Regions from separate parts of the Homo sapiens genome. Here region 1 is linked to region 2. The links are chromatin contacts, found by Hi-C or POLR2A ChIA-PET in ENCODE. All regions are on one chromosome and are shown on one strand. Each heading gives the region's core, a stretch centred on a gene start or an enhancer-like site at or near the end of the contact. The rest is flanking DNA. Distances are from core to core; before and after follow the strand shown. Region 1 holds the start of SLC25A31 (solute carrier family 25 member 31). Region 2 holds the start of PLK4 (polo like kinase 4).

What was found. A loop is a pair of places that touch in the nucleus more often than their neighbours do. ChIA-PET counts read pairs that join two places held with the same protein, here RNA polymerase II (POLR2A). Pooled maps may share reads with other maps.
Region 1: a pooled map shows a loop between it and region 2 (2.2-fold over the local background). The contact joins the promoter of SLC25A31 here to the promoter of PLK4 in region 2. A Hi-C loop is called at or near these places in 1 of 50 pooled maps. POLR2A ChIA-PET finds 5 or more read pairs at or near these places in 5 of 52 experiments (HCT116, HEK293, WTC11 and 1 more).

Annotation. Positions count from the first base shown.
Region 1 is chr4:127,729,136-127,731,835 of GRCh38, reverse strand. It overlaps SLC25A31 (solute carrier family 25 member 31), which reads right to left and starts at 1,436. Exons shown (of 6, transcript NM_031291.4): 1 at 1,059-1,436. The coding sequence starts at 1,290. RefSeq lists a silencer at 1,559-1,716.
Region 2 is chr4:127,879,637-127,882,336 of GRCh38, reverse strand. It overlaps PLK4 (polo like kinase 4), which reads right to left and starts at 1,444. Exons shown (of 16, transcript NM_014264.5): 1 at 1,173-1,444; 2 at 411-506. The coding sequence starts at 1,202. RefSeq lists an enhancer at 1,121-1,360.

The DNA of each region.
Region 1 (2,700 bases), core at 187-2,686, 150 kb after region 2:
GCATTAAAATAGTTTAAAGTTTTTTTTTTTTCCTGTTTTTAGGAGTGGAGGTTTAATAGAAAAAATAAAGAGAAAGGAGAACAGCTCTCTCTCTAGTTGAAAGAGAGGGGCTTCGGAAACGGAAGGACCCTAAAGTTTTGTTTGTTTTTTTGAGACAGGGTCTCACTCCTTCATCCAGGCTGGAGTGCGGTGGCGCGATCTGGGCTCCCTGAAATCCCCGCATCAGGGTCCCGCAAGTAGCTGGGACTGCAGGCGTGCGCCACCACGCCCGGCTAATTTTTGTATATTTAGCATAGACTGGGTTTCGCCATGTTAGTCAGGCTTGTCTAGAACTCCTGAGCTCGAGCTCAAGTGATCCGCCCGCCTCGGCCTTCCAAAGTGCTAGGATTATAGGCGTGAGCCACCGCGCCTGGCCTTAAAATACTTTTTATCTTGATGACTGAGGGTTGGGTTTTTTTTTTTTAGGGCCCCCTTGAATTTTGGGCAGAACGAAGTACCCCCTTGGTCTTCAGTAGAATAAGCAGAACCTCTTTTCACTAATAGGTTTCAGAGTACTGGTAAGCCCTAGTGCTCCCATATTTGTACTTCTCTTAGACATACTATTTCAACAAATATACATATAGATTTTGACTCAAGGTCTCCTCTGTCGCCCATGCTGGAGCATAGTGGGGTGATTATACCAACAAATATTTAAGCAACTTAGAGCACTAGTTATAGCAGAGTGCCTAATGGCATCTCCCTCAATCCTGGGAGGTCAACCACTCTCCTTCTGGACCTGGCACAGGTGCACCAAGGTGTAAATCGCACTGCAGATTTAGAGAAAGAGAAGGCAGTGGTCTCCCCGGTACCAGGACTTGGTCAGGACCAACGCGGCCCTGGAAAAGCAGAGCCTGTTAGGTTCAGAAACTAAATTCTGGAAGGGTAAGAAGCAAATTCATCACCGACAGCTGTAGCTGTGGTTGTGGGGCCCACAATCATGCCCCTCCCAGCCACCCTCTTCTCTGGGAAGCTGACGAGGGCGCCGGGAGAGGCTGTCGGGGCGGCCTGCCTTGACGCACCCTGCTCGCGAGGAATCCGCACCAGGCAGTCCACCATGCCTTTGTACCGCGCCTCGGGGCTGATCTGCTTCGACGACGCCTGCACCTGCAGCAGCAGCTTCACCCGCTCGATGGGCGCCACCGCTGTCTTGGACACAGCTGCCGCGACTCCGCCGGCCAGAAGGTCCTTCCCGAAGGATGAGGCGTCAAACAGCCGCTTTTCTGCCTTCTTTTTCGCAGGCTCACGATGCATGATGGAGAAGGATATAAAAACCGGCAGCAGTGGCTAAAAATGAGTACGGGAGCTACGATGAAGGGAAGCGGAAAACCGGAAAACCGCTGCAGCATCGTACTGGCGAGAAAGTGGCTCTTGGGACGCTGAGAGAGCCGCGCGCCGGCGAGGCGCGTGCGGAAAAGCTGCGCAGGCGCTCCAACGGCCTCCAGCCACGTGACGCCTGACACGTGACACCTGACACGTGACTCCTGACACGTGGCTCCTGGATGCGCGGTGACGCCTGCGCACTTCTACGAGCGGAGCCTGGGCTTTCTGATGAGGGAGGGGTCCGGAGGCGGTGAGCATTGAGCAGGAAAGGCGAGGGGAGGGGCCGAGGAGAGCCAGTTCTGTGTGAAGAAATTTAGTAGCTGAGACTAGGCCAGAGCAGTAAACCAGCGGTGTGAGATTAACAGAATTTAGTTTTAGTTCCTAGTGTTACCCCCTTCACTTTCTTAATCGCTTTAATCCGTTACGTTTTTTTTGACCAGAGATGGTTCCTTTGACCTTTCTTGGCATCTTAAAAAAGACAGTCTTACCTGTTGTGTGATTCAAGTGATGTTCCCCTTAAATTTCACCCTATGTGCCTGTTAATGCTTCAAATTCCCTTGGAAATTGCTTTAATCTGTTCCTTTAATTAAGCAGGGATCCTTTGTCTAGTCACTTTCTGTGTCGTTTTGATGATTGTGCCCCCATAGCATAATACATGTTCCTCTTTTTCATATTGTATTTAAATTGATAATATCCAGAGCAGTGGTTCTCAATCCAGACTGCACATTCAAGGGGATGAGGGGTGTTTTGTTTTGTTTTTCAAATTGATGCTTGGGATTAGGCCCTGCACATTAAATCAGAACGTCTAGAAGTGAGGCCTGGCATCAGTATTTAAATTCTCCAGGTAATTCTAGTGTTTGAAGTAATTCTAATTCTAGGGTTGAGGGCCAATGACCTATCTAGAAGAGTAGTTCACAAACTTTTCGATTGCAGGACCCCTCTTTTTCACTCTGAAAAATTATTGAAGGCCAGGTACCAGTAATCCCAAAACTTTGGGCCAAGTCCAGCCTGGGCAACATAGTGAGACCCCTCCTTTACAAAAAAAAAAATAGCTGGGCGTGGCTGCACAAGCCTGTAGTCCTAAGTATAGCTACTTAGGAGGCTAAGACAGGAGAAATGCTTGAGCCCTGGAGTTGTAGGCTGCAGTGAGTTATTATCTCACCACTGTGCTCCAGCCTGGGCAACAGAGCAGGACCCTGTCTCTTAAAAAAAATTATTGAAGACACAATGAAGCTTCCGTTTTTATTATGTATATTGGCATTTACCACTCAGAAATTAAAACACGATTTAAAAATATTTAATTCATTTAAAATAAAAATAATCCATTACAGGATAGCATAA
Region 2 (2,700 bases), core at 195-2,694:
CAAATAATTCTTAATTTGCTTATGTTTATGTTACTCCTATTAGGCTGACTTCTAACAATCAAGAATAATATTTTGTATGTTACAGGGAAATACAAAATTATACACAGTGAACTATAAACAAATTATTTGTTAGTTGATTTCTACTCATTACTCCAAGTATGGATAATTACACCACATACGAGGTCTACTGAACATTAATGAAGATAAAACTTACTTAAGCAAGGTCAAGGCTTTCCTAAAATATTTTTAAGTTCAACGGCTGGACTTGGCACTATTGTCTTCTGCCTATGTAAAGTGTTCCTTACACTATAATCAAAGGAAAGGCTAGTAGACAAGGAGTTTCTGACATCTCTGATACCTCTCTAGTTACTTGCAAAGTACAGGAGAGAAGTTGATTAGTTTATTCTTACCATTTTGATTGCAACTTCCAAACCAGTGTGAATGGACTCAGCTCTGTAGACACCAGCAAATGATCCTTTACCAAGCAGATTTCCAACTTTAAAATCCTTAAAAGTTAAAATTAAAGATTATGTGTGATGACTCACAGTAGAAAGGAAGATGGGAAGGGGCTGGAAAAAGAAGATAAAATGGATCGAGTGGGGAATTTGACAAAATTCAAGCGGGTATTACACCTCGATGCAGCAGGTGTCTAGGGTGGAAGGCATGTTGACTCCGTGCGGGGATACCTGCGCTTCCAGGCTGGACTGGAAGCTCAGGGTGATGGTGCACCCTAGTGATCTGGTTCCTCAACCTCAGTGCAGCCTAAGCGCCCTCCTCCCATCTCCAGCCAATCCCCGGGAGCGGAGGGCTCGGTCAGAATCCCGCCGCAGCTCCCGCCGGAGATAACCGCCATCCCCTTGGAGAAGTGGGAGGTAGCCCTGCCCTGCTCTAACGCGGTAGCTCGGGCGGGATTGCTGAAAGAAAGCCGCAGTGCCTCGGGACACTGCCGGGCGGGGAGGGACTCACCTGTCCCGCCTTCCCTACTCTTGTCTCTTGAGGGGCGGGCCGCTCCGCCCCTAAACAGCAGGGGTCTGGGCCGTTGGGACCCTCCCTAAGCACCTCGGTGCCCGCCCCGCAGCCGTTAGCTTCGTTCGCTCCCCTTCCCACAGCGGTCTCGTGTCCTCCCACAATTACTCCCACCCGCCCCGCTGCAGACTGCCGAGTCTTTTCACCTCGATCTTCTCCCCGATGCAGGTCGCCATATTTCCAGGCTCTGGCCTGGGTTCTCCGGATTAGCTTCCTTCACGCAGTCCCTTCGAGGCAGCGCTCCAAGCAGCCAGCCGGCCTTGGCGCCCATCAGGCTCGGCTCTCTAAACCGCCGCTCCAGGCGACGACGCTGAAACCACGGAAAGTTCTCCCTGACACCTTCCGAGGCCTGGGCGGTGCCTCTGGGCTCCCATTTTGAAAATCTCCCGCCGCTTGCCGTCCGAGCTAGGCTGGTGGTGACGTAACGAGATGGATCGCTCCGGATAGGCTGCGCCGGGGCGCGCATGCGCGGCAGACCTTCCTTTGCGGCCGGCCCAGGGTTCTAGACTTCGGGGCCAAGGGCCGGAAGCGCTGCGGAGAGTTTAGTTCGGGCGGGAGGCTGTCTCGGGCCCACTCTCGGAAGAACTTCTGCAAGACGGGTAAAAGAGCAGGCCTTAAAGATGGGACACTTATGGCTGATCGGTTACTTCACGGTCCGAAATACCACTTCTAATTCCGGAAAGGGTTTAAAACTATTTTAAAATGTCAAGCGTTTAAGACTTGACGGAACAGGGCAAAAAACATTACCTTCCTTTAAGGAACACCGTTTACACCACTACCGCTTATTCCGTAGTTTGTTATAACTGTAGTTAATGTGTACGGTACCTTAAGAAAACGAACTCCATTCTTTATTTTGGCAAACTCCTAAGTATTTAATATTATAATGTCATTTGTATAATAATTTACAGTTAGATCTCTCATACACATAATTTGTATGGATCAAAAGAGACCTCTGTAAGTTTGGGATGGTGTTTTGCAGGTGAGAAAAGTGTGATGCTTAAGGAAGGATATTTAACAAACAGAAGTAGCGCACAAACTTAGATCTTCTGTTATTAAGTGAAAGCTCTTTTCCTTGATGTTAGTGTGTATTTCTTTTTCTTTTTCTTTTTTCTTTTGAGATGGAGTCTCGCTCTGTCGCCCAGGCTGGAGTGCAGTGACTCGATCTCGGCTCACTGCAGCCTCCATCTCCTGGGTTCCAGCGATTCTCCTTCCTCAGTCTCCCGGGTAGCTGGGATTTACAGGTACGCGCCACCACGACTGGCTAATTTTTGTATTTTTAGTAGAGACGGGGTTTCACCATGTTGGCCAGGCTGGTCTCGAACTCCTGACCTCAGGTGATCCGCCTGCGTCGGCTTCCCAAAGTGCTAGGAATACAGGCGTGAGCCTCCATGCCCGGCCCATTTTTTTTTTTAAACTTTTTAGTTTCAAATAATTTTAAGCTTACAGAAAAGTTGTAAAAATAATAGAGAACTCCTGTTGTCCTTTACTCAGATTAACCAATTCTTAACATTTTGCCACACTTGTTTTTACTATTCTTCATGTGTAATATACATGTATAAATATATAAATAAGCCTATTATTTGTATTTTATGAATCATTCTAAAATAGGTTACATACACTATGCTCTTATACCCCTTATTTCTAAAGTGTGAATTTCTTAAGAACCAGGGTATC